4 separate regions of the Homo sapiens genome follow, and all the other regions are linked to region 2. Evidence: chromatin contacts called from ENCODE Hi-C or POLR2A ChIA-PET data. All regions are on one chromosome and are shown on one strand. Each heading gives the region's core, a stretch centred on a gene start or an enhancer-like site at or near the end of the contact. The rest is flanking DNA. Distances are from core to core; before and after follow the strand shown. Region 1 holds the start of DDX17 (DEAD-box helicase 17). Region 2 holds the start of GGA1 (golgi associated, gamma adaptin ear containing, ARF binding protein 1). Region 3 holds the start of PLA2G6 (phospholipase A2 group VI). Region 4 holds the start of CSNK1E (casein kinase 1 epsilon).

Region 1 (7,130 bases), core at 4,518-7,017, 900 kb after region 2:
CACGCCTGTAATCCCAGCACTTTGAGAGGCTGAGGCAGGTCGATCACCTGAGGTCCGAGGTCCGGAGTTTGAGACCAGCCTGCCCAACATAGTGAAACTCCATCTCTGCTAAAAATACAAAAAATTAGCCGGGCATGGTGGCGGGTGCCTGTGATCCCAGCTACCTGGGAGGCTGAGGCAGTAGAATCGCTTGAACCCAGGAGGCGGAGGTTGCAGTGAGCCAAGATCACACCATTGCACTCTAGCCTGGGCAACAAGAGCAAAACTCCGTCTCAAAAAAAAAAAAAAAAAAAAAAAAAAAAATCAGCTGGGTGCAGTGGCTCACGCCTGTAATCCTAGCACTTTGAAAAGCTGAGGCAGGTAGTTTGCTTGAGCTAGGGAGTTCAAGACCAGCCTGGGGAATATGGCGAAACCCGGTCTCTACAAAAAGGAAAAAAAAAAAAAAATTAACCAAAAAATTTTTTAAGAAAAATATCACCACACTAGAATAAAATGTAAAACGGCAACAGTAGCGTATGAATAAACTCTAACCAATATATCTACTTGGTTCAATAATCTGTACATTAAAACACACATGTAAACTTACTGGTGTCAGCCTTGCTACTTCCGGATGTTCCACATAAAAATTTTTCTCAAACTTGGGGAGCTCACTCAAATCCCACTTTTTTTTACGCAAACGCTCCCCAGGATTACCAAATTTCTTCGGGGGAAGGCCACCACCACCTCTTGCTCCAAATCTAGGAACAGAATTTTTAGTTAGTTCATCAGTATTTTTAAAGCAACGTATCGTACATGCCATAAGAATATTCAAAAAGGATGGAGTTCTAGGGATACTACCAGCCTACCTCCAAAAAGACCATTTTATTTGCTGTGATTTAAAGGTATGGAGAAATGTGTAAAACCTCCCTTACTACCCAACAATAAATACTGTTTATGAATATAGCTACAATAGGCAAAAAATTAAAAATCCCTTTATTGAGAGAAATACATCCTAGGGATTACAATCACAGATTCTGGATCCAGACATGGTTTGAGTTTTTATTCTGCCACTTACTGTATAATTTGAAGAGAATTATTTAACTTCCACACACCTTAGTTTCCTATGCAAAGTAGAAATAATACCACTTATTTCAGAGGCTGCTGAGAAAATGACCTAATAATGTGTAATGTACTATAAAAGTATCTGGCATAGCCAGCACTCAGTACAAGTTAGCATCATTTCATTCAACAAATAGTTATTAGGTACCAAGTTACTAGGTACCAAGTATGTATCGGCTACTGTTTGAAGTGGTGCTGTGCTGGAGTTACTAAACAAAACAGACACAAGTCTCTATTTTTGTGTAACAGACATGCAGGCAAAGGATGACATTAAGTTAAGTTTCAATTAAAGGGAAGATTGTGGACAAGAAGGAAGATACACTCCAAGCAAGTCCCTCAATCTTAGAATAGCTTCTTGGGCCTGCTCCCCTATTAAACTGTGATAAGCACTCCACCTGTCTGCTTATCTGCAAAGCAAAACTGGGTCTTGGAAAGGACTGGTAGACTGGTCTTCATTTTTAGCTTACGCTAATAAAAGAGCTGAGCCTGCCGGGGGCAGTGGCTCAGTCCTGTAATCCCAGCACTTTGGGAGGCGGAGGCCAGTGGATCACTTGAGGTCAGGAGTTTGAGACCAGCCTGGCCAATATAGTGAAACCCTGTCTCTTACTAAAAACACAAAAGAGTAGCCAGGCGTGGTGGTGCACGCCTGTAATCCCTAGCTACTTGGGAGGCTGAGGCAGGAGAACCGCTGGAACTCGGAAGGCGGAGGTTGCAGTGAGCTGAAATGGCACCATAGCACTCCAGCCTGGTAGACAGAGGGAGGGTCCGTCAAAAAAAAAAAAAAAAAGCTGAACATAGATTTATGACCTTTCCTTCTTCTTTGATCTCTACTTTTACCTTCTATCTCCTTCTTGTTCCCAAATGGTATTATTAATTTACAGAGAAAAAAACACTAACAAGACTTATTTAAGGCTTTAACACTCAACTAATTACTTAAGATCAACTTCTTGCTTTTTATATACCTTTCACAACAGACAAGCTCAAGAGGAATACAAATATGACCACTAGCCAAAGCTAATATTTAAGAAATCAGAAGCTACTTTTCCTAGAAGAATCTTAACACTAAGATGGCCTTAATTTTCCCTATTTCGATCTTGTAAAGTACAGGTCTTTGTTTGGCATACAAACTGTATAGCATTTTCTCAGTTTCTTTACTCCTTGTAAAATATTGTACTGAATTTAGTTCCCTTTTCCCACTCTAACCCACTTGTAACTTCATCTTATATAAAGTTCCACTTTATCATTGATAGGCAAGTAGGTGTATTATTCTACAGGGCCTCAATTTCCTGCAATTCAAAGCCATTAGAACTCTGGCTTAACCAGCCAGACATTCCTCTAAATACATACGTAACAAAAATTGATGGCAGGAGATTTTATTGGGATCACTGGATACCTACACTCAACAGGCAGAACTTGGCTAATTCCATTTATACCACTACTGAGACAGTGAAGACAAATTAAGAATCAGAACAGGAAGAGCACATAGCATAGGGATACCCGTGTCAGCGACATATTTAATATGCCCCTCAGCTTAAGACTCAATACTGAACAGACCAAAAGGCCACCTCAATTGCCGCTCCCGCCACACTTGCAAATGAAGCAGCTAAATAAGGTACTTTTCAAGAGGTAGAAAGTCTTTGGATTATCACTCTTGCAAATTATAAAAGACTTCATTGTTATTGCCACATTGCAATGCTACCCAAACCTTAGTGACTTAGGAAAAAATAAAACTTGAAAGTAAGATTCCTGTTAAGGCTTTAAACTGATGATTATCATTCATGTATTTTTTTTTCCTCTCTCCTTACTTCCCTGGCTATTTATTCAAGACATTCTATTCTACACTAAACATTTAATTTGAAACATGTGGTTCTTGGAAAATATGCCGTCTTCCATGTTTATAATTAATGCTGACATAATTAATGACCTCAAAATTCAAGAAAGCCTTTTACTTTTGAGCATATCCATGCCATCTTTAAATACGCACACTGTACTCTCTGGTATACTATGCTGCTCAAATGTTTTTATCCGGTCAGTAATTAGTTTAATTTGGCTTTACAAAAAAATTCACCTTTGAAGTCATATATTAACATTAAAAACCATACTACTTCAAATGTACAATGCCTATCATTTTTGCATCACACATGTGAAATACATGAACTGACCTCACCTATTCCTTTTTCAAAATAACCACCACTTCAACTGTGTAACACTCAGTTGAAACAACAGCAATTCAAATAATCAAGAACATTTCTTGGGAAAGGGAGAGTTGGGGCACAGATCTTATGAAAGAAGGCTAGTTCGTTTGAAATTTTTAAAAAATGTCATCTGATACTCAAAGTATGGATCAGTAATTCACTTTTTTCCTTTCAAATAACTTATTAAAGCATATATATGGTGAAAGGAAATATTAAACCAAACACCAATGGTAAAGAAATAGAACACTATTAGTAACTTGTAGCCCCTCTATGTGCCTATTTCAAGCTTACAACTTTCACCCTAATAACCACTACCTTGAATTTTGTTAACCACTCCCTTTCCTATCATATTTGCACATATCCTTAATTAAATGTGTCACCCTACCACAACGTGCTTTTTAACTCAACACTTCTGTGACTTATCCACATTAATCCAAGTTCTTTTCTCTTTTTCACGGCTGATTCAATTGTACGAATACCCACAATTTATGGAGACATTTGCGTTGTTTCCAATATCCTGTTAGCACGAATGCTGGTATATAAACTTTTCTGTACAAGGATCCTGGGGTACCTGTGCAAGGATTTCTCTAGGCATTACAGTCTAGGGTATAAAGCTTAGGGAGGAATTGCTGGGTCGTTTTCAACTTTCCTAGATAATCTCAAGTTCTTTTTCTAAGTCAATGAACTGAAATTCACTTCTAAACTTAGCAATACTGTCACACGCGAAGCAAACATTCCACCTCTCATCCTCTAAACAATGAGATAAAATATTTTCCTTCCTAATAAGGTATAAATCAAAATAATTTTGTAAAAAGTGGCAACTGAAGTGCTTGAGACTAGTAAATCCAGCAGTTGTGGATCTGAACCACAAAAGACAAAAACGTTTGGAGAAAATATCGTTAACAGAGCGCCTACTACAGTGAGACTATTACATCCATTATCTCTTAATTCCTGACAACACAGCAAAGTAAAGGCAATTATCACGTTCCTCAGAGGAAACAGGCTCACAAAAGGTAGGATCTTGACCAAGGTCACACACACACATATCAAGTGGCGTCACGTAACTCTTTGGGGAAGCGGGGGGGTCGGGGGAGACGGAGTTTCGCTCTTGCCACGGGCTGGAGTGCAATGGCGCGATCTCGGCTCACTGCAACCTCCTCCCCCCGGGTTCAAGCGATTCTCCTGCCTTGGCCTCCCGAGTAGCTGGGATTACAGGCATGCGCCACCAAGCCAGGCTAATTTTGTTATTTTTAGTAGAAACGGGATTTCTCCATGTTGATCAGGCTGGTCTCGAACTCCTGACCTCCGGTGATCCGCCCGCCTCGGCCTCCCAAATCGCTGGGATTACAGGCCTGAGGCACCACGCCCGGTCCACAATACCAAGAACTTTCTAGCGAGGCAGAATAGTTGACGCTGCAGTCCAATTAGAGAAAAAAGGCTGAAATATTAAGATTAAAACTAAAGTAACGACCCAAAAACCCATCCTTCCCCCAAACACGGTCATTTAGATGGCAAGCAACTCCACTGCTTTACATCCCAATGCATTTCCTCCGACTTAAAATATAACTGAAGAGAATTAAAATCTATTTCTAAAAATGAGAAGTTGGTCTTTTCGTCTCCCGTGCCTTAAACAGTGAACTCTGGGGAGAGAACGTCAAGGGTGCCATTTCGTGTAAGGCTTTCCTGGGCTGAAGTGTTCTCTCAGGAAGATCCGCGTTTTTCAGATGAACGCCGAGGCCTGGAGACATCGAACAGCCCGCCCGAAGCGGCCCGGCTCGAGAGCCGGGAAACCAGGCGAGGCGCCAAAGCCCGGGCCTGGGCTGATGCGGCCAGGCCGCCCCTCCCGATCCCCCGCGGGGCTGGGATGGGGCCGGGCCGCGCCACGACGGCCGTCCGCACGGAGAGGCCCAGCGTCGCCAAGCGGCCGCCCTCCTCGGGTCCCGAGTGACCCCGGGGCCGAGGTCCGCGCACGAAACCGCTGTCTCGCCTCGAGTCGCCTCCCCTCGCCTCCCGGGTCGAGAGCAAGGCTCCCAGGCTCGCAGTCCGCCGGGCCTCCCCAAGAAGCAACTCCCCCACCCCCACGCCAGGCCTCTCCTCTCCTCCCCCACCCTTACCCTCCACGGTCACGATCCCGGTCCCGGTCCCCAAAGCCTCCTCCGCGCATGGTCCCAAAAGGATAGAGATCTGGGAGCGGGGCACGGATGGCCGGGCTCGGGAGGGCCTGCGGCTCCGGTCTGGTGACGACCGATGGCGGCGGCGCCTCCGCTGTTGGGGCGGCGGCAGGCGCAGCGCTCTCTCGCTCCGACGCGCTGTCTCCCGTCGCAGACGCCACCGTCGCCGCCTCTCTCGTCGGAGACGGGAGCAAAACACAGAGAATCGGGGCTACAAAGCCGGTGGGCAGGTTTGGCTACGCTCAAACCGGGCAGTGCCGCGGTTTAGGCGTCTCCTTCCTTCCCAGCGACTGCACAAAATGGCGGCCGCCGCTGAGTCGGCTCCAACTTAACGCTGCGTACGGCGGAGACGATACGTAAACAGCGCCTCGGAATAGCCCGAGGGCTCCGCGGGGAACTACGGGTATTCTTGGAAGCACTTTACGTCAGTTGCGACGATGGGTGTATTTTGCGGTCTGTACAAGAAAAACAAAGTACGGAGCGAGCGTAGAGTTCTCGCGCCACCCGAACTAGAACGTGGGATGAGGTGGGAGGAAGCGCCTCTGGTGCGACGTAACATTCTTTGCGTCGTTAGCCGGCCTGCTGTTGCTAAGATGCGCAGTATGCGTAACGCATTCTGTTTAGAGAATAGAGGATTTTGCCTGATTCCGATCTCGGTACAGACCCCGCGGCCGGCTTGAAGAAGTTGCTTTGCAGAGACAATAACCGTCCTCCATATTGTTATCAAGTTTCAGAGTCCTCTGGCGCCAGAGGCCGGGAGGGTCTTAAATTCCGTGGCTGGCCTTCCTATATGGCGCCGCCAGCCCTCTCGCCCCACCGCCCTGGGCCCGCTGAGAATGGCGGCGGGCCCCGGCGCCATTTCCTTTCCGTTGCCTTTCGCTGCTCTGTCTCCGGCAGCCATGATGGAAGAGCCGTGTCCCTTTCTTTCCGGAGTTTGTGAGGTGGCGATGTCCCTTCCAGGTTAAAGTGCCCTCAGCTACATTTGGTTCACACTGAGGTGCATTTTCTGAACCGTATATTTTTACCGTCCCTGGCCGAGCACAGCTGTTGCTAATACAGAAACAAAATGTGCTTGGAGGCCAGGCATGGTGGCTCACGCTTGTAATACTAACACTTTGGGAGGCCGAGGCGGGAGGATCACCTGAGTCCCGGAGTTCGAGACCAGCCTGGCCAAAATGGCAAAACCCCGTCTCTACGAAAAATACAAAAATTAGCAGGACATGGTGGCGGGTGCCTGTAGTCCCAGCTACTTGGGAGGCTGAGGCAGGAGAATCGCTTGAACCCGGGAGTCGGAGGTCGCAGTGAGCCGAGAACGTGCCACTGCACTCCATCCTGGACGACGGGGCAAGAATCCGTCTCAAAAAAAAAATTGCTTGGAGCCCCAGTGGACTCCGTGGGCCCTTTGCTGCCGTTGAACGGCGCTCCTCAGAAGGCCCGGAGAAGACCCCAGCACTCTCAGGAGAACAAGGTTTCAGAGCGATGGTCTTTAGACACAGAAAGGGCGAAGGCTAAGGACAAGTGTTTAACCAGGCTAGTCCACGTTCTCCGCTCAATTCCTTCCAGACTGGCTTCCCTCTCCTTACCTGCTTCCTGTCGTCTCAAACTGCATTTTGAAGCCCCGCAAGCTTGGCCAAATGGCGTCACACGACTGTTGAGCTGTTAGGGC
Region 2 (6,803 bases), core at 3,266-5,765:
CCACTTCCCATATGGCCTCTACTCTCTCACACTAGCCCACTTGGGTCCCTTCGTAATTACCTCCATGTGCTTTGTTTGCTTCCGTGTTTTCTTTTTTTATTCTTTTTTTTTTTTTTTTGAGACTGAGTCTTATTCTGTTGCCCGGGCTGGAGTGCAGTGGCGCAATTTTGGCTCACTGCAACCTCTGCCTCTTGGGTTCAAGCAATTCTCCTGCCTCAGCCTCTTGAGTAGCTGGGACTACAGGCACGCGCCACCACGCCCAGCTAATTTTTTGTATTTTTAGTAGAGACGGGGTTTCACCATGTTTGCCAGGACGGTCTCAATCTCCTGACCTCGTGATCCGTCCGCCTCTGCCTGGCAAAGTGCTGGGATTACAGGCTTGAGCCACTAGCCTTTTTTTTTTTTTTTTTTTTTGAGATGGAGTCTCACTCTGTCGCCCAGGCTGGAGTGCAGTGGCGCGATCTCAGCTCACTGCAACCTCCCAGGTTCAAGGAATTCTTGTGCCTCAGCTTCGCAAGTATCTGGGATTACAGGTGCATACCACCACACCTGGCTAATTTTTGTATTTTTAGTAGAGATGGGGTTTCACCATGTTGAGCAGGCTGGTCTCAAACTCCTGACCTCAAGTGATCTACCCGTCTTGGCCTCCCAAAATGCTGGGATTGTAGGCTTGAGCCACCCCGCCCAGCCTGCTTCTGTGCTTTCCATCCTTTGAAGGCAGGGACTTGCTCTGATGTGGGCTCTTGTGATGGAGACACGTGGGGGCCTTGGCCAACCACATCCTTGCTCAGAGTCTCAGATTTCTCATCTGTAAAACAGGAAGAATAGAATTCAACTCTGAGGTCTGTGGGAATATTAAAGGCGACAATGACAACCATGGTCCTCTGTGCCCCCCTCCCCTGAGGTTCCCATGCCCGGAAGGGACATGCAGGATCTGACTGGAGTCACAGGGGCTGAGGCTGGGGCCACGCCTCAGTTTGTTTCCTGAACCTTCTACAATCCTCCTCCAAGAAAGAATTGCATGTCCTCCCCCATATCTCTCCTCCAAGTTTGCAAGGATGCCCATCTCCCCAGCTCCTATTCCCTCGCCCCAGCCCTCCCTCACCAACGTTTCCAGTGTTCCAGGGGTTTTCTTAGGAAGGAGCTGAGGTGTTAAATCCTTAGAGGTCGGCATGGCTTAGGTGATTATAGCTGAGCTTTACCTGCCCTTCTCAGGGGTTCCTCAAGTCTCTCAAAGCAACACATTTGCTCATGGTGGGGAATGGGTGGGAACGGCTGCCACAGGCATTTCCTCCAAGTTTCCCGTGTTGGTCCTCCTTCCTTTCACCATCTTTAGGTTCCTCCTACCGTACCTCCTACCCTGATCCCCAGTTTGGGCCAGGCCCTTCACGCATAGACACAGCTCCTGAGTCTACCTTATCACGCCCTGCTCCCCAGAACTCAGAGGGACAGCCTAGAGCCTTTGTTACAAGCACAGCCTGGCTCGCCTCTCCAAACCCCCATACTCACTGTGCAATGTTGGGCATATTCATTCATTTATTTGATGCATATTTATTGAATACTTATTGTGTAACAGTTACTGTTTTAGGGCTTGGGGATATATTATTAGTGAAGTAACTAAATAAAATCCATTGCCGTGGTGGAGCTTACATTCTGGTGGGGGAGAGAGACACAAAACACAACAAAGAAATGAAATATGTAGTGGAGATAAGTGCTAAGGAGAAAAGTTCAGCAGAAAAGGTGGTAGGGAACATGTGGTAGGGGATTAATTTTGCAGACACACTTGTTCAAGATCATCCAGAAAGCAGTGAAGTCAGAATTTGCACCTAAATCAAATCTATTTTGTCTTTAAAAGTGACTCCTGACAGCACAGACATGTCCCTAAATGAATGCAGTAAATGCGATGTGAGTTTTATTTCAGTAATAATTCATCTCAGGCTGGGCGTGGTGGCTCACGCCTGTAATCCAAACACTTTGGGTGGTCAAGGCAGGTGGATCACCTGAGGTCAGGGGTTCGAGACCCGCCTGGCCAACATGGCGAAACCCTGTCTCTACTAAAAATACAAAAATTAGCCAGGCATGATGGCGCATGCCTGTAATCCCAGCAACTCAGGAGGCTGAGGCAGGGGAATCGCTTGAACCCAGGAAGCAGAGGTTGCAGTGAGCTGAGATCGTGCCACTGCACTCTAGCCTGGGCGACAGAGTAAAACTCTGTCTCAAAAATAAATATAATAGGCTGGGCGCAGTGGTTCATACCTGTAATCCCAGCACTTTGGGAGGCTCAGGCGGGTGGATTACTTGAGGTCCAGAGTTCGAGACCAGCCTGGCCAACATGGTGAAACCCCGTCTCTACTAAAAATATGAAAAAATTAGCCGGGCGTGGTGGCAGGCGCCGGTAATCCCAGCTACTCGGGAGGGTGAGGGAGGAAAATCACTTGAACCCGGGAGGCAGAGGTTGTGGTGAGCTGAGATCGCGTCACTGCACTCCGGCCTGGGCGACAGAGAGAGACTCCGTCTCAAAAATAAAATAAAATAAAAAAATATATATAATTCATTTCAGTAGTAAAAGACATAAACAAAAAGCTATAAGTATACACTACGTTACAGCTTTTGTTGAGGAATGCAATAAACATACATATCACTTCCCTGTATAATCTCAATGGCCTTTGGGAGAGAATTTAGAAAAGCATCCCAGTCGCTGAATGGTTGAGTTTAGGGGAAAAACTGACCCAGCACAGCCCCCTCATCTCCTGGATGAGGTTACTGCGGTTCCGCAAGGTGAATCGAGGTCAGTCGCCAAGGCAGAACCGGATTCGCCAGATTCCCTAGTCTCAGTGGAGCTTTAACCCTCCCAGGCACAGGACCGCTGGAGAGGTCGCCACGGGCCGGTTTCCCAGCCGGCCGCGAGGGGGCGACAGAGTGCAATGGACCCAGGTGAGTCGGGGACCAGGCGCCGCCAGGTCGTGACGCCACAAGGTGAGGGAGGTCTTTGATGGAGGGAGATACAGGAGAAAAGGCGCCGAGCTTAGGAAGTCTGTTCGTACTGTCCTCCCCGATTCCAGTCTGGCTCCCACTGCTATCTTCCTCCCACTGCTGGACCCTTCTAAAACAAAAGCCTGACTTTGCTACCATCCGTAAAACTGTAACGACACCTCCAACGTTGCTTACAGGGAAAAAAAAAAAAAAGGGCAGCAAAACATGGGACCTGGGTGATCTTGCCCCAGCCTAATTCCAAGATATCTCCTGCAAATAGATATCTATTTGCAGATATCTGGGAGCCGTATTGAAATACTTCCAACTCCCTGGACTCATCCTACTTTTTTTTTTTTTTTTTTTTTTGAGACTGAGTCTCGCTATGCCGCCCAGGCTGGAGTGCAGTGACGCAATCTCGGCTCACTGCAACCTTCACCTCCCGGGTTCAAGCGATTCTTCTGCCTCAGCCTTCTAAGTAGCTGGCACTAAAGGCGCGCCCAGATAATTTTTTTTTTTTTTTTTTTTTAGTAGAGACGGGGTTTCACCGTGTTAGGATGGTTTCGATCTCCTGACCTCGTGATCCGCCCTCCTCGGCCTTCATCCTACTTTTTCTCCCTGAATATCTTTTCGCACCAGCTCTACGTGGAGAAATCCGACTGTCTTTGAGCGAAGTACAGTATCACTTTCTCTTGAAACCTCCCCTGACACGACCCCTCCCCTGACACGACCCCTCCCCTGACAACACCCCCACCCACCCCACCCCAGTTTGGGGGAGGAGCCCCCTCCTTTGTTCCCACTACCCCGTGGGCTTCCCCTATCACACTGTAATAAATATCTGGCCTTGTCTATCTCCTTCTGTGCCCATCACAGAGCAAAGCAAATACAAAGAGTTCATTAAACGTTGGCTGGATGAATGGAGGAGACGGCACAGGGTTCAAGCTCTGCTACTTGTGCGGCCTCAGGCCGACTAATTATCTGGTGGGTTTGTTGTAAGGAGTCAGAACTAAATGGATTAATTACAAATAGTGCTTAGGACAATGCCCAGAATACTGTAAGCACTCAAGAAACTGATTTATTTTCGTCATTTTCACAGCGGCCAAGGTACATGAGGATGTAGCTTATCGCCCTTTTAAGGGACTCTCCCACGTTCGACTCTAAGCGGAAGTACCCGCTCAGGGCTCCGGAAGTGGCCTCAGAGCCCCTCAGCAACATGCCCGCAGAGAATTCTTCCGGAGGCGGTCACAGACATCTCCGTGACGCAGAACGAGTTAGAGCGTCCCTTGGGGTTTCCATGGTGCTGCCCTTAGCCTGCAGTATCTCCACTTCCTCTCCCGCCTGAGCGCCGGGAACGGAAAAGCAGGCGGCCGGTCCCAGCTGCGACGTAGACGCCGCGTGGGGGTGGGGTTGGGCGAGTAGGTGACGCTCTAGGCGAGCTCGTTGGCCTCTCTATGGTGCCGAGCGCGCCCGTTCGGACGTTGCCCCTTTAATCGGCAGAGGGCGGTGCCCAGGAGGTCCCGCGAGAGCTGCGGGGGGCGGGGGGGCGGTGCCGAGGCTGGGGGCCGGTGGCGGATGGAGCCCGCGATGGAGCCGGAGACTCTGGAGGCGCGAATCAGTGAGTGTCCGGGAGGGGCGCGGGCCGGACCGGAACCGGAACCGGGGGCACGAGGCGGGCCCCTTCCCGGCGGGGGCGGGGTACGGGTCGCCCCCTCCTCACGCCCCGCCCCCGGCCCGGGAGGGGCGGTGTCCTCAGTCGGCCCCTCAGACCCTGGAGCGATGGAGGACCCCGGCCCCGGCGCGGTCCAGCGGTGGGAGCGGGCGCCGCCCACCTGTCGGATCCCTGGGCCATGACCCCTGGGACGGCGAGTGAGCTGCGCCGGGAACCCCCGGGACGGAGAGAGCAGCCTCCAACCCCCAAGGCTCACATTGCTTCACGGAGTAGCGGCCCGGGGAAGGAGCACGCGAGCGGTTCCCCGGGGTTGCATCTCACACCCGGGAGGGAGGGACCCTACTATTTTCAGGCCCCGAATCCTCCACTCTCTGGCCCTGCATGGCGTTCCTGGAGCCCGCAAGTAGTCACATTTGCTCATTACCCCGTCCTGGAAGGGAGGACCCACTGCCCCATTTGATTCCTCCCGCCGCTCCTAGTCTCTAGCCACATAGTGAGAAACCCCCGCACCCTACAGGCTTGGGAGAGTCTTAGACTCCAGAAGTATTAATAATTCCAAGCTCCCTGTCACTCCCTTCAGCCTAACCCCTCAGTCTCCAAGATGCCTTTCCCAGCTCTTGCTGAACTTCCTTCAAAGGCTTCTACACCCCTTTTTTTCTTGTTTCTCCTCAGACGTAGCTTCCTATTGCTTAGGCTTCCTAGCCCGCAAACCCTCCACCTGAGCTCCTTAACCCACAGCCCTGATGATCCCCTGCTCTCACAGCCCCGCTCCTGGACTCTGCCTCTGAAAGCCGTGGCTGGCTTCTCCCTGGTCTAGTGAGGGTTCTCTCCCAAGGCTTTAACTGCTGTTGGGACCCCGTCGTTGCCAGGGCCTCAGGGAACCCTCTTGGACCCGGGCACACCGGCAACTGTCTAGCGTGGTTTGGGGTCATGGCCGGCCCCTTTTAAGCCAGGCTTGAGCAGAGTTGAACCATGAGGTTGGCCCCAGAACCAAACCTCTAGGGATGTTTCAGAGTCATCCTAGCCACCAGAGGGGCAGGGGGTGGAAAAGGGGCACTCAGCAGCCCTTGACCGTTGTGAACGCCGGAAGTGTCCGCCTGGGTCTCAGCAGCAACTGGGCTGGGGGGATGGGTGGGCCCCTGGCTAACTGATCTCAGACACAGGTCTTGAGCTGTGGGTCATACAAAACATTCTCAGGTTTAGAAACAGTGGGGGTTTTCTGAGAGTCCAGAGAGTCTAAAACCAGGCAGAAGTTAGAGATACCTGGGTTTGGCTGGGCCCTGACACACTGGGGCTGGGATTTTCTCCTTTCCTTCCCCCTTTGTGTCCTAGCAGAATTGTAAGATCTTTCCTCTTCCCTTGTGGAGGCTGGAGGTAAAGGATAGCTTCTTCTTTTTTTTTTTGAGACGGGTTTTCACTCTTGTCACCCAGGCTGGAGTGCAGTGGCACAATCTCAGCTCTCTGCAACCTCCACCTCCCGGGTTCAAGTGATTCTCCTGTCTCAGCCTCCCGAGTAGCTGGAATTACAGGTGCGCCACCACGCCCAGCTATTTTTGTATTTTTAGTACAGGTGGGCTTTCACCATGTTGGCCAGGCTGATCTCGAACTCCTGACCTCAGGTGATCCGCCTATATAGGCCTCTCAAAGTGTTGGGATTACAGGCGTTAGCCACTCATCCGCCCACGTCGGCCTCTCAAAGTGTTGGGATTACAGGCGTGAGCCACCGCGCCCGGCCTAGTGAGGTAAATGATGTTATTGTCAGCACTATAGAGTGGCAGGGTGGAGTCTTACCCTGTTGTGAAACACCTCCCTCCCTCTCTAGGTGTTCTCCCCAACTGCCTGCTAGGGAGGGTACTCCCCTCAGGTAGAATTAAGAGGGCTGAGGGTCAGGGGCCATGGGCCAAGGAGGTCAGTCAGATCTCCTTGGATCTGGAGGCCCTGGCTTTCAGCCAGAGGCAGGGGGAGAAAGATGATGTCTCATGATGCCAGCGCTTCCTCTTCACTGGCGTCTGACCCAGGAGCAGTCCAGAATCAGCTTCTCTGACCTCACTCCAACTCACGTGTCTTTGACACTTTAAGGGACTTCCTGTTTTAGGGTCTTCTGGCTGGGTGTCATTGAATGGGCAGTGATTCTCTAACTTTAGACTGATGTTCCCCAGCCTTT
Region 3 (6,958 bases), core at 448-2,947, 570 kb after region 2:
GTCTGCAGACACACACACACACACACACACACACACACACACACACACACAGAGTATTTAAATTTCTCCTTTCTGTATCTCTTAGTGATGTCATTCTGCTGAGTAAGAGGGAAACTCCCTTTTGGGGAGTCTCTCATGTAACAAGAAAGTAATCCACGGAAGGAACAAGAAGTGTCCTAAACAGTAGCAAACCTTACACATCAGGACAATCACACAGGCTCTGGTGTCAGATTCCAGCTTCAACCTCATCGGTGTGACCTCAAGCAACTCATGCGCCCTCTTTTTCTCATGTGAAGTGAGAATATCATTGGCCACACCAAGGGTAGCCTAGAACATCAGACAGTCCGTAAATATTTGTTAGATAAACGATGACTGAATGAATGGTGAAGAGAACATATACAGAAGAGCCTGACTCACAAGAGGTGATGAACAAACACTGCCAAATGATACACTGAAAGACAAGGGACCTCCTGCTCATCCTTCTCTCCTTGTCTTCTCATTCTAGCCCTTTCCCTTTCCACTCCTTTCAATTCTGCCTATGACCCAACAGTAAAATCATGTATTTGTACAGGGCCATACTGGTTATAAAGCTTTACCTTCTACATTTTCTCATTCAAATTTTGAACCTCATGGCAGACTTACGAGGGCAGGAGGTACAGTTCCCCTGTCACAGATGAGGAAACTGAGACTTGGACAGAAAACAGGTTCCAAACTCCAGGCAGAAACTCTAACAAAAACAATGCATTCAAAAACAATGCATTCAGCCCAAGGGTGCAGCCTCAACGTTGCCAAACCGAACCTGCCTGACATCCTGTTGGGCGGGTAAGAGGCAGGTGAGGGAAAGACCCAGAAGCTAGGGGGAGGTATTCGTTGGGGTCATGTGGGTAGCCCATTAAAAATACGGCCACAGGTCCCCTTGCCCTGTGCCCTCCCTGTCCCACACCCACAGGCTTGCCCCGACCCAGTCCCATGATCACCCTGGTCACATGCTCCCTGTCACCAGCTTCCAAGTCATCTGTGGGAGCAGGAGGTGGACACAGGATTAGGGGTGGGAGACTCTGGGGTGGCCAGGCTGAGGGGAAGGAGGGAGCATGTCGGGGGCAGGTCTGGAGGCACGCGAGAGAGGAAAGGCAAGGAAAAAAAGCAGGGAGGAAAGGCAGGAGAAGCAGGGAGTGAGAAATGAGTAGAGGCACCACGAAAGGTGGAGACGGACGTGAAGTGGGGAATCAAGTGAGCACTTAGAGGAGCACAGGAAGGAAAATTAGGACGGCCAATGGGGCCTAAAGAGGCACTGAGGGTCGGGGAAAGAGAAGAGATGGATTGACTCGGGAAGTTAGGGATACTGAGGGAGACACACGGAGGAGACTGGGGTTCAGGGGAGAAACTCAGGGTCGAAGCTGGGGTCCCTGGGGTCCACAAGTTCGAGATGAGACACGGGCGGTCTCGGGATGGGAATTGGGGACGCAGGGGGATGAAAAGATGGAAGGTGGGGGCACTCAGGGAGTCACATAAGGGTTAATGGAGGACATGCCTCAGAATCGGAGACACGAGGAATATCCAAAGGAGGGTCCGGCGGAGACTTGGGAGTCCGGAGCGCCGAGGAAGTTGGGGAACGGACCCCCAGGCCCCGCCCACCCGCGAGGTCACTCACCTCGGCTTACTCAGCACTTCTACTTCCTCCTACTTCCGCAAACAAACGGGCCTCGGGCCACGTGATGGCCTGACCACCGCTCTCCGCCAATCACTGGTGGCCCTGTCCCAGGCCTCCTCTAGGCTCCGCCCCCGCGCCCGAGGACGGCGGGAGGCGGGGTCCGCCATTTTTTTTAACTGCCCAATGGAAGGGGCTCCCTTAGCCAGGAGGACGAGCTTTCGGCGGGAGCCAATCCTCGGCGGCGAGGCGCGGCCATGTTTGTGCGGGGCAGAAGGTGCCCGGCTTCTTGGCAGTCCTGTTGATGAGGGCCAGGAGTCCTACCCTAGTCCGCCTTCCGCCTCCTAAAGCGACCAGAGCCTGGAGTCTGAAGTTACTGTTAATGATTGCTCGTAAAGATAAAAATAAAGGCAACAGAGGCATAGGGCATAACAAGGAGGAACCTGTTTTGATTTTTGCCAGGTAGCCTCAAGCCAGGGTTGCCAGATGTAGCATATAAAAAATACGGGATGTTAAGTTACATTTGAATTTCAGCTAAACAGCCAATACATTTTTTTCCGATAGAACAGAAATTGATTATAGCTTTTTTATTTTTCACAACTAAGGCCAAATTCCCTAGGGGAATTACCACATGTCCTTTTTTTTTTTTTTTTTGAGACAAGTCTCGCTCTGTCGACCATGCTGGAGTGCAGTGGCACGATCTCGCTCACTGCAACCTCCGCCTCCCGGATTCAAGCGATTCTCCTGCGTCAGCCTCCCGCGTAGCTGAGATTGCAGGCGCCCGCCACTACGCCCAGCTAATTTTTTGTATTTTTAGTAGAGACGGGGTTTCACCATGTTGGCCAGGCTGGTCTCGAACTCCTGACCTCAAGTGATCTGCCCGCCTCAGCCTCCCGAAGTGCTGGGATTACAGGCGTGAGCCACCACGCCCGGCTCCGAAATTTTTAACATAAGTATAATATACTAAGTTTAGTATTGTGTTAAAAATGTGTGCATTGTTGTCTGGCAACACACCCTGAGCCAGTCTCAGGAAATACCTTAGCACTTTCAGTAGGAACTTGGGCAAATGATCTCTGTGAACCTCAGACCCATCATCCAGGAAGTGGGCACAGTAATACAAGATTGTTGTAATATCTAGAAGTAAATTGGTCCCCATTCGTGCACATAGTGGGATTTCAATAAATGGCAGTTGTTAGGGTTAATAATGCCGATAATGAGGTATTTTGCAGAGAAGCCAGGAGACTAGACTTTAGTCACACATCTGCTTCGGACTGAGCAGGTCATGTCCTCTCTTCAGCCCACTGGCTTGGTTGGACCTTTTCTTTCCCTAATAATCACCCAACCCTAGGTCTAGATGAATCTGCCAGACTGCTCTCCATTTACGTGGGAAGTATAGTTGCGGGTGTCATTCTTGTGAAAAGAAGCGTGTAGGCCGGGTGCGGTGGCTCACGCCTATAATCCCAGCAGTTTGGGAGGCTGAGGCGGGTGGATCACTTGAGGTCAGGAGTTTGAGACCAGCCTGACCAACATGGTGAAACCCCATCTCTACTAAAAATACAAATAATTAGCTGGGTGTGCTGGCCATAGTCTGTAGTCCCAGCTGCTCAGGAGGCTGAGGCAGGAGAATTGCTTGAACCCAGGAGGCAGAGGTTGCAGTGAGCCAAGATCATGCCACTGTACTCCAGCCTGGGTGACAGAGCCAGACTCTGTCTCAAAAAAAAAAAAAGTGTGTTTCCTCCTTAGTCCGTCTAAAGATATTAGTGCCTAGACAGGGCAGCCAATGCAACTTGCGCAAGGTTTAGTTAAGAATCTTCACAGGTTAATGAAATTAACCATCTTAACTAATATCTGTACAGAGCTTTACCAGTTACAAAGTGACTTCACTTCCATCATATCCTCGTGTCCCCATTTTACAGGTGAGGAAATTGTTCCTTAAAGTAAGATTTAAAATTTGCTTAAGAGTTTCAGCTTGACTGCGCACAGTGGCTCACGCCTGTAATCCCAACACTTTGGGAGGCCGAGGTGGGCAGATCACTTGAGCTCAGGAGTTCAAGACCAGCTTGTGCAACATGGAGAAACCTCGTCTTTAAAAAAAATACAAAAATTATCCAGGTGTGGTCTTGCATGCCTTTGGTCCCAGCTACTGTGCAGGGGAGGCCGGGGGGTCAAGGATGCAGTGAGCCAAGATCGCCTGCACTCCAGCCTGGGTGACAGAGCGAGACCATGTCTCAAAAAAAAAAAAAAAAAAGTTTCAGCTTGAAGTGGAGAGAAAAGGATAAAGACTCAGAATTCTCAATGAAAATATCTTGCCTCCACACCCCAAACAAGCAAAGTTAGAGCGATGGTTATCAAGGAGCTTGCAAAAGGCCATGCATTCCACGCACTGCCAAGCAATCTTTCCTTCCTGAGAAAACCCACAGGGGCAACATGAGGTGTCCCATTCTTCAACAAACACCCACCCTTGCATTCAGGATTTTGCAAAGCACATTTGGAAATGCAGATACACAGGTGAATCTAAAATGCAGACAAGGGCCAGGTGTGGTGGCTCATGCCTATAATCCCAACACTTTAGGAGGCTGAGGCGGGTGGATTACCTGAGGTCAGGAGTTCGAGACCATTCTGACCAACATGGTGAAACCCCGTCTCTACAAAAAAATACAAAAAAATTAGTCAGGCGTGGTGGCAGGCAACTGTAATCCCAGCTACTGGGGAGGCTGAGGCAGAAAAATCTCTTGAACCCAGGAGGTGGAGGTTGCAGTGAGCTGAGATCACACCAGTGCCCTCCAGCCTAGGCGACAGAGCAAGACCCCATCTCAATAAATAAATAAATAATAAAATGCAGAAAAGGCCAAGAGAGGCTGGATCAATTGCTGGAAACAGTCAAAGATCCACAGAAGACATTCACAAAATAGAATCTCAGTACCTGATGAAGTTAAGTATCCCTTCCCTAGGTATTTCTGGTGGAAACCATTTAATGAGTAGATAAATCAAAAGATGGAATAGAGGGGATTATTAGGTAGCATTGAATGAGCAAGTAAAGGGATGGGGCAAGTAAGCACGAGGGAGTGTGTTCTGTAGTGCTAGCAGATGGAGCTGCTAGCAGTTAAAGTCAAAAGAACTTCTCCTGAGGTGTTGTGCTAGGCTCCTCCCATACATCAGGGAGGGCGTCTGCCCTCTAAGAGCCCAGAGCACAGAGGGTCAGACTAGACTAATCTTTTCCTTCAAGGAGCTAGATGGAAATCTAACTAACATGCTAACAGTGCAATATCACACCTTTTACTTTTTTTTGGAGACAGAGTCTCCCTCTGTCACCCAGGCTGGAGCGCAGTGGCGCGATCTTGGCTCACGGCAACCTCCACCTCCCAGGTTCTAACTGATTCTCCTGCCTCAGCCTCCCGAGTAGCTGGAATTACAGGCGTGCACTACCACGCCTGGCTAATTTTTGTATTTCTAATAGAAACGAGGTTTCACCAAGTTGGCCAGGCTGGTCTCAAACTCCTGACCTCAGGGGATCCACCCGCCTCAGTCTCCCAAAGTGCTGGGATTACAGGTGTGAGCCACCACCCCCAGCCGACTTCTTACTTTTTTATCCTTGCAACAGCCCTGTGATATAGTACTGCCATCCCCACTTTGTAGATGAAGAGAATGAGGTTCCACAAGGGAAAATTATCCCCAGAGTTGCCAATGAGAGGCAGTGCCAGTTGCCAGTGTCAACGAGAGGCAGAACCAGAATCAGCACCTGTCTTGTCTTTTCTCTCTCCAAACTCTAGGAGCACTCATTATGTGCCAGGCAGTGTTCTTGGTGCACGTGTAATCCCAGGCACTGAACAAAATGGACAAAAATCCCTGCCTTTGTGCTGCTCACATCCTGGTGGGGAAAGACGGAGAATAAACTAGATAGAGAAGGAAACAGAGAGTGTGTTTTGCTAATGTCTTTGAGTGAGGGTGTCATCATGTTAGCATCTTACATTCAAAGCACCTTAACTGTGGGATCTGGGCATGTCTATTTGAATACCTTTGCACTAGTCCTCCAATTATCTGTGTGTTTGAACTTTTTCTTTCTTTCTTTCTTTTTTTTTTTTTTTTGGAGACAGGGTCTGGCTCTCTCACCCAGGCTGGAGTGCAGTGGGGTGATCTTGGCTGACTGCAATCTCTGCCTCCTGGGCTCAAGCGATCCTCCCATCTCAGTGTCCTGAGTAGCTGGGACTACAGGTTCAGGCCACTATGCTTTTTTTTTTTTTCGGTAGAGTCTGCTTTTCGCCATGTTGCCTAGGCTGGTCTCGAACTCCTGGCCTCAAGCAATCTGCCTGCCTCAGCCTCCCAAAGTGCTGGGATTATAGGCATGAACCACTGTTCTTGGCCTGAACATTTTTATAATTAAAAAGTTGGAGGAAGCTGGGCACAGTGGCTCATGCCTGTAATCCCAGCACTTTGGGAGGCCGAGGCGGGCAGATCACTTGAGGTCAGGAGTTCAAGACCAGCCTGGCCAACATGGTGAAACCCCGTCTCTACTAAAAATACAAAAATTAGCTGGGCGTGACAGCTGGCACCTGTAATCCCAGCTACTCGGGAGGCTGAGGCAGGAGAATCGCTTGAACCCGGAAGGCAGAGGTTGCAATGAGCCAAGATCTTGCCACTGCACGCCAGCTTGGGCAACAGAAGGAGACTCTGCCTCAAAACAAAACAAAACAAAACAAAACAAAAAGTTGGGGGAATATATAGTGAGTTAGAGGGTGAGGAATGCTGGGGAGTAAACACAGGAAGGAGAGACCGGGGAGGGTCACAGTTTTAACTAGATGGGCCAGGAAAAGCGTTAGAAGGGAGATAATTAAATAAAGACCTGATGGAGGCGAAGGAGTGAGCTATGTGCACAACCAGGAAAAGAGTGTTCCAGATGGAGCAAGAACAAAGGCCCTGAGGCAGAAGCCCGCCTGGCTTGTTTTAAGAGGAAAAGCAAAGAGGCTATTATAGCTTTGTTTTGGAGTAGAGAGCCAGTGGGGGTGTAGTAGGCAATAACGTTGAGGTTAAAAGGATATTGGGAGTAGAACTTGTAGGACACTGGAAACCATTTTAAGACTTTGGCTTTCAATATCAGGGCAATAGGGAACCATGAGAGGTTTTTAAGCAGAGGAGTGACCAGAATGAATTTACACTTTAACAGCTTATGTCTGTTCAGTGAGAATAGAGTGTAAGGGAAGGCAGAGGCTGGGAGACCAGTGAGGAGGCTATTGTAGAAATCCATGGTCGGGCATGGTGGCTCATGCCTATAATCCCAACACTTTGGGAGGCTGAAGCAGGCAGATCACGAGG
Region 4 (6,706 bases), core at 1,396-3,895, 710 kb after region 2:
TTTTAGCCGCCTGCCCCGGATGGGTGGGAGGAGGAGTTCTGATGTGAGCAGCTTCTCTCCTTCCTCAGGGCCAGGGGGGAGCCCTCTGCTCTGGCCTGGGGCAGAGGAGGGACCCCTCTGCTCTGGCCTGGGGCAAAAGTCCGGACACCCTGTTCCTGGTCAGCAGAGGAGGAAACTGAAGGCCTGGAGGCAGTGCTGCCGTGGGGACAGGGACCAGGGACTGCAGTAAACAGGGGGAGGGGTGTTTACAAGAGGACCAGCATCAAGGACTAGCAAGAGGGAACTCCTTTCACAGACAGGGTACTCAGGCTCACAGAGGCCATGCCACCTGTCCCACACCACCCTGCAGATGGTACAGCCTCGCCGAGGACAGGGCTCCGGCTGTCCCACCTGGTGGTCTCCCACACTCACAAACAGGGCAAAACAGGAAGACTGCAGAGCAGCTGTGCTGGCACAGAAGATCAGCCCCTTGCCCGTGCCAAGTGCTGCCCCCAACAACCAGGCCAGCCTGGGAGGGAGATGGATTCCAGGGACAGTGGGCAGATCCCAGGAGAGACAGGGAACCCCGGCACCTGGCTCCCAAGGAGCTCACCAGCCCTCCACCAATAACCACGAGGCAGGGACCTCCACCAGAGCTGGCCAAACTCTGGGCTCTCAATCAAGGGCCGCTGCCCATATGCTTGGCCTGTCTCAGCTGAGGTGCCACGCTGCCAGGGGAACACAGTCCACGTTTGCAGGAAACCCACACGCCACACATCCCACGTACACACACGTCCAGCTTCCCGAGTGTGTACACTCCAACGGAAGAAAGAAAAGCAGGCACACACAGTGAGCCCTGTTGGGGGGTAAGGGGGGGTGTGCACGCAACCCCCCCCCAACACCTCAGTCCACTTTCTGCCAACACCAATTCAGAGACCACACATGGCAGCCAGGAAACCCGCAGGTTAGGAAAGGAACATAAATATACCCGCATCCTATATTACATAAATACCCACGCCGGGTTATATAAATACCCGTGCCCTCTGTCTGGGTGTCTTACATAAATATACTGCACATGACCCCCCAGTCTCTCCCCACTCACCGGCTGTCTGCAGAGAACGAGAGCGGGAAGGGGCAAGCCCTTCAGGACCCCCTGACTGCTATGTGCCAGCCACCCAGACCCCCAGTCGCTCCCCAACACCCCAGGGGTCCAAGGTCCCTGGGGGAGCCTAGACTGTCCCGGCACCAATACCCAAAAAGCCTCCCAGAGGAGAGCAGAAAAGCTTCATTCAGGAATGGAGAGGCTTTTCAGTTCTTTTGCTGCTTCTCCCATGGGGGAGGGGGGGAGATAAACAAAGTGGGGGGAAAAGTGGATATAAAGGTTCAAGAGTTTCAGCAGGTTAAAAAAATTAGACAAACTACCAACCAGCATGGCACACGGGCAGTGCTTCTTACTCCCCGAACACCATCGCCTACCCCTGAGCCGGGGCCCTTGTCCCTCGGACGATTAAAATAAAAATTGAAGGGACATCATAGAAACGAAGGCAAAGGAGACCCAAACACAGGCATTGCTTGGAAGCAACTTGAGACACTTGTGTCCCCTTCTCCTCTCTCCAAATCCTTCTCCAGGAAGGAGGCTATGCCAGGAAGAAAATATGCAAGAAAACTAAGGGAAAAGTTGGGGAGGGGGCTCACCCCACTTCGAGTTAGGGTATTAACAAGAGCTTGGGAATCCTCTAACGACACCCAGACACTGTTTTGCGTTCCTTAGAGACTTGCAAGACATCAATCTCTCACACAAAAATGGGAGAATCCGATCCGACAAATAACCCCCACCCCTTTCTTTCTCTCCACAAAGAAAAACAAATCAGTGGCCTGGTGACCACACACCTCTTCACCTTAGGACCCCCAAACGCCCGTCATCCAACGAGCGGGCGCAGCCTTGCGAACCCCCAGGTCCGGGCGCCGGGGCCGGGAGAGCAGGGGGCGCCGGTGATTGTCCGATGAAACGCTACGCGGGCCCGAATCAACAGTATCCGGCGCCCAGCACCCCAAGCCCCCTCCCTCAGCGTCCCCAAATCACAGCCGGGGTGGCCGCCTGGCCGGCCGGGGCCTCGGAGGGCCCAGCGGGGGGAAGCGGAGGCAGGCCGGCCGGGGGGCCTCCCCCGCGAGCCTGCAAAATAACAGGCCCCCTCCTCCTCGTCCCCAGCCGCGCCTTTGTCCTCGCCGGGCCGAGCGGGCGGCGCCCGGGCTGCCCCCCCTACACCCCAGCGCGAACGCGCGTGTGTCTGCCCTCCCTTCCCTCCCTCTCCAGCAAAAACAAAGAGGCTGAGGGAGCCCGATTCCCCCCAGGTTTGCACCCTTCCGCGGGCCCGCGGCCCCCCGATATTTACCCCGCCGGGAAGGCGCCGATGCCGGGCCACTGCTCGGGGGGCTGCCGCGGGCGGGGGCGGCCCGCCGGGGCGGATGCCGGAGGATTCGCGGAGCCGCCCGGCGCGCCAGCCTCTCCCGGCCCAGCCGCCGCCGCCGCCGCCGCCGCCGCGCTCCGCTCGGCCCCGGCCGGGCTCTGGCTCTGGGCTCTCGCCGCCGCCGCCGCCGCCGCCGCCGCCTCCCTCCTCCCGGCCTCCTGCCCGCCCGCCCGCCCCCGCCGCCGGCTCGCGCGCTCTCGCACCGCGCGCGCCCGCCGGCTCCCATTGAGCCCCGGGCCCGCCCGCTGATGTCATCCCCGGCCCGCCGCCGCCGCCCCGGAGGATTTAAAGGGCCCGCGCCCTCCGCGCTGGGGGCCGCAGCTGCGAGACGCAGTTCCCCAGCCTCAGTGCAGGCGCGCGGGCTTACGCGTGGGGGTGGGGGAGCACACAGATACTGACACCCTAATGCAGTCCAGGGCACAGGTGGAAAAGACGGGGTGCGGGGGGGACAGAGGGAAGAGGAGGGCGCACAAAAAGCGGAGGTGAGGGGATGGGAGGGGAGGGTCTAGACCCAAAGTCTCCTCTCCCCGCCTGCCAGGATCTCTCTCCTCTCCAGGCAGAGCACTGGGCCCCTGCGAAAACAGGCGGCTATTCACGACACTGCAAAAGATGTTAGACTGCTGGAGGCTCAGTCCGCCTCCAGGTTCCGAGTGCCGCAGAGAACACAGGCCAGGTTGATTCAGGGCAAGAGATTTGAGGAGACAGCTAGGGATGTCGACACAAGGCCCAGAAAGGTAGCCTGGGCTCATACATTCTCCTCCCGTGGAAAAACGAAGGGCAAAGACCTCTTCTTCTTTTCCCTGAAGCTCAAACTGTGATGGGCACAGAGAGGACCCCTCAGATCCCAACCTCATTCTCCCCTGTTGAAGGAGGGGTGCCACAAGTACCAAAGCACCGACACTTGAGTCTGGGCTCCGAGTGGTGCACGTTTAGCCAAGCCACCTCCCAGCTCTGAGCTTGGGTTTCCTTAAACAGCAAATGGGAGGAAGGACCCTGTCCTCCCCAGGTCACAGAATTAATAAAAGCTTCTACCGGCATGCAGAGCCGCGATGAAAGGTTGCAGAACAAAGTCATTAAAGTGATGATATTTACACTGAGCCATGCAAAGCTTCCAATTATGACACACCTATATTCACACAGTTGTGACTGTGGACACGCAAAATGCCTGAGGCCCTGCGTCCAATCCCGGAAGCACAGTTCCTGGGAGGAGTCACTTCTATAATAGCCGTATCTTCCCTCCTCGAGGCTGAGGGACTGAGTCACACACGTGTCCAAACGGGCAGGAGCCCCACAGACTAAGTCCTTTCGCCGGCCAGGAAACTGGCCCAGAGAGGGGAAGGGCTTTGCCCAGGACCACAAAGCCCAACAGGACAGCTCTGTTCTCCCAGCGATCACCAGGAAACTGGGTCTATCTAGAGCCCATTTCCAAGAGCAGGAGAGTGAGAAGCCTCCTCCCAGGAGGGCCTGCCTTCAGTGACACCTTTGCCAGAGCAGGGGGTCACCAGCCAGGTGGTGGGCTTTACTTGGCCTGCGCGGTGCTTTCTGTTGTTGTTTTGTTAATTAATCCCCAAAGTTTTTTTTTTTTTTTTTGCTTTTTGTTTTTGTTGGTTTTGAGATAGAGTCTCGCTGTGTGGCTCAGGCTGGAGTGCAGTGGCTCAATATCGGCTCACTGCAACCTCTGCCTCCTGGGTTCAAGTGATTCTCCAGCCTCAGCCTCCCTCCTGAATAGCTGGAATTACAGATGTGCACCACCACACCTGGCTAATTTTTGCCCAGGACCACACAGTATTTTTAGTAGAGACGGGGTTGGCCAGGCTGGGCTGGAACTCCTGACCTCAAGTGATCCGCCTGCCTCGGCCTCCCAAACTGCTGGGATTATAGGCGTGAGCCACCATGCCTGGCCACTCCCCAAAGTTTTAAAACTGGAAGATTTCATATTTCAGATCCAGATTCCCTGTTTCTCTGGGGGCATTAGGAGATCCGGTAACTCTGGGCCCAAGTTCTCAGCCGGCCTGAGCGCCACCCCACCGCCACCCATTTTGTTTCTTTCCTCACATGAGCCCAGGCAGAGAGGCCTGGGCACAATTGAGCAGGGGGTGAAGTCTGCCCCTGTGTCCTCCAGTCCTTACCACCCCTAACCTTCCAACCTGGGCCCTGCTTCCCAAAGCCCTCCTCTTCTTCAGCACTTTCAAGGCAACCAGCCCTGGGAGAGGAGGTTATTTGTTATCTCATTTAATCCTCTCAAACAACAACAGATTACACTGTATTCTTTCAGAGAAGGAATCAGGCTCCTCCCAGTGCTTGCCTAAGGGCACAGATCAACCTCTCCCTTAAACTGGGCCTGGCTGGAACAGACCCCCTGCCCCTTCCTAACCCAGCCAGATCGCCAGGTCTGACTGCAGCACGTTCACGTTCTCCCCTCTGCATTCAGGACTTGTAACCACACCTCCCACCCCAGCACCCCCACCCCACCCCCTGCCCCAGTTAAGATCCTGCTCAGTTCCCTGGGCCAGCCAGGCTGAGGAGCCCGGCTCATCCCCAGGCCTGCTAGGGAGCCTCCCTGCCTTGCCATTGGAAGGACATGCTGTTGTCCACTGCCTGAGTTGTGGGCCCAAGTCCTTGTCCTTCCTATCCCTGGAAGACCTGTGTGTGGGCCCTTCCAAAGAGCTTTGCAGTGAAGCTATAAGGGAAGGCAAACCATGACACAAAACCCAGCTGAGGAGGGGAGACTGGTCCAAAGTGAAAAACAAAACCTTACGTGTTCCAGCAGCCCCACAGCCTGACTTCTCTCTCCGACTTGGTTCACAGTGATTCCTCTCAGATTTAACTCCTAACTTTAAAACCCAACGGTGGGGCCGGGCACGCCCCTGTAATCCCAGCACTTCAGAGGCCAAGGCGGGTGATCACCTGAGGTCAGGAGTTCAAGACCAGCCTGGCCAACACGGTGAAACCCCGTTTCTACTAAAAATACAAAAAATTAGCTGGGCACGATGGCGGGCACCTGTAATCCCAGCCACTCGGGAGGCTGAGGCAGGAGAATCACTTGAACCCAGGAGGCGGAGGTTGCAGTGAGCCGAGATCGTACCATTGCACTCTAGCTTGGGCGACAGAGCGAGACTCCGTCTCAAAAAAATAAATAAAAAACAAAACAAAACAAAAAACCCAAGGGTGTGGCAAAGTTCCCCTAGCTACCTTCTCTGCAAGCCAACAAGAAGATGAAATCAGGCTAGAATAGGTGTGGGGTGAATTGCCAGCTCCCAAGGGGCCCACCCTGGGTTTCAGCTGCTCTGCATTGGTTCAGGAATAGTGGCTCTCACAACACCTTTCCAAACTGGCTTTTGTCTTTTTTTTAGAGGCTCATTCTGTCACCCAGGCTGGAGTGCAGTGGCAGGATCATACCTCGCTGTAGCCTCAAATTCCTGGGCTCAAGCGATCCTCCTGCCTCAGCCTTCCAAGTAGCTGGGACTACAGGCATGCACCACCACACCCAGCTAATTTTTAAATTTTTTATAGAGATGGGGTCTTACTGTGTTGCCCAGACTGGTCTGAAACTCCTGGGCTCAAGTGACCCTTCTGCCTCGCCCTCCCAAAGTGCTGTGATTACAAGTGTGAGCCACTGTGTTCCCAAACTGACATTTTTTACCTGCTCCCTATTTCAGACCCTTCAAGATCACTTGGCACGCAGGAGCACTGGGCTGGGATCCCAAGGACAGCCCTGGAATTCCCAGATAATGACGATATGGCTGCAGATAAACCCAGAAAGATTTCAGTACCTGCCCCAGGAATCTCAGTCTTGACTAAGGACTCATAGATTTACTAAACATCAAGGGCTGGCCTGAAAACGGCCCTCCAGGATCTGTCCTCCACTCCCCGCACCTGGCTCTCCTGACCTCAGCTCCTGTAAGTTTTCTTCTTGCTCACAGCCCTGTAGCCTCACTGGCCTCCCATGGAATGAACCTCTGGCCTCAGGGCCTTGGCAGGGGCTGTTTCCACTGCCTGGTGCGCTCTTCCCGCAGAGCACCAACCCCCCTCACCTCTCACCTTTCTCAAGTCCCCTTCAGAGGTAGGCCCTCCTGGTCTCCCAGTTTATTTATTTATTTATTTTTTGAGACAGAGTCTGGCTCTGTCTCCCAGGCTGGAATGCAGTGGCCCGATCTCGGCTCACTGCAACCTCCGCCTCCCGGGTTCAAGCAATTCTCCTGCCTCAGCCTCCAGAGTAGCTGGGATTACAGGCGTCCACCACCATACCTGGCTAATTT

The links. Hi-C counts contacts between places; a loop is a spot of excess contacts on that map. ChIA-PET counts read pairs that join two places held with the same protein, here RNA polymerase II (POLR2A). Pooled maps may share reads with other maps.
Region 1: a loop to region 2 is called in a map of B cell, with 7 times the contacts of the local background. The contact joins the promoter of DDX17 here to the promoter of GGA1 in region 2. A Hi-C loop is called at or near these places in 1 of 168 maps with a recorded cell type or tissue (B cell), 3 of 37 single-sample maps with no recorded cell type and 9 of 50 pooled maps.
Region 3: a pooled map shows a loop between it and region 2 (8-fold over the local background). The contact joins the promoter of PLA2G6 here to the promoter of GGA1 in region 2. A Hi-C loop is called at or near these places in 3 of 37 single-sample maps with no recorded cell type and 6 of 50 pooled maps. POLR2A ChIA-PET finds 5 or more read pairs at or near these places in 1 of 52 experiments (BJ).
Region 4: a map of B cell shows a loop between it and region 2 (10-fold over the local background). The contact joins the promoter of CSNK1E here to the promoter of GGA1 in region 2. A Hi-C loop is called at or near these places in 1 of 168 maps with a recorded cell type or tissue (B cell) and 7 of 50 pooled maps. POLR2A ChIA-PET finds 5 or more read pairs at or near these places in 1 of 52 experiments (activated CD4-positive, alpha-beta memory T cell).

What each region holds. Positions count from the first base shown.
Region 1 is chr22:38,500,544-38,507,673 of GRCh38, forward strand. DDX17 (DEAD-box helicase 17) reads right to left here and starts at 5,768. Exons shown (of 13, transcript NM_006386.5): 1 at 5,408-5,768; 2 at 587-737. The coding sequence starts at 5,694. RefSeq lists enhancers at 4,833-5,724, 5,604-5,793, 5,725-6,616, 6,194-6,603 and silencers at 5,044-5,213, 5,244-5,513.
Region 2 is chr22:37,604,319-37,611,121 of GRCh38, forward strand. It overlaps GGA1 (golgi associated, gamma adaptin ear containing, ARF binding protein 1), which reads left to right and starts at 4,516. Exons shown (of 17, transcript NM_013365.5): 1 at 4,516-4,585. The coding sequence starts at 4,543. RefSeq lists a cis regulatory region at 2,692-3,151, enhancers at 3,896-3,975, 4,126-4,295, 4,900-5,521, 5,236-5,345 and a silencer at 4,456-4,905.
Region 3 is chr22:38,180,133-38,187,090 of GRCh38, forward strand. PLA2G6 (phospholipase A2 group VI) reads right to left here and starts at 1,698. Exons shown (of 17, transcript NM_003560.4): 1 at 1,532-1,698. RefSeq lists enhancers at 101-270, 551-620, 1,251-1,700, 1,650-1,944, 1,861-1,970 and 1 more and a cis regulatory region at 4,778.
Region 4 is chr22:38,314,788-38,321,493 of GRCh38, forward strand. CSNK1E (casein kinase 1 epsilon) reads right to left here and starts at 2,646. Exons shown (of 11, transcript NM_152221.3): 1 at 2,373-2,646. The region is part of intron 5 of TPTEP2-CSNK1E (TPTEP2-CSNK1E readthrough); the gene reads right to left. RefSeq lists enhancers at 45-214, 235-284, 4,086-4,990 and a silencer at 1,974-2,363.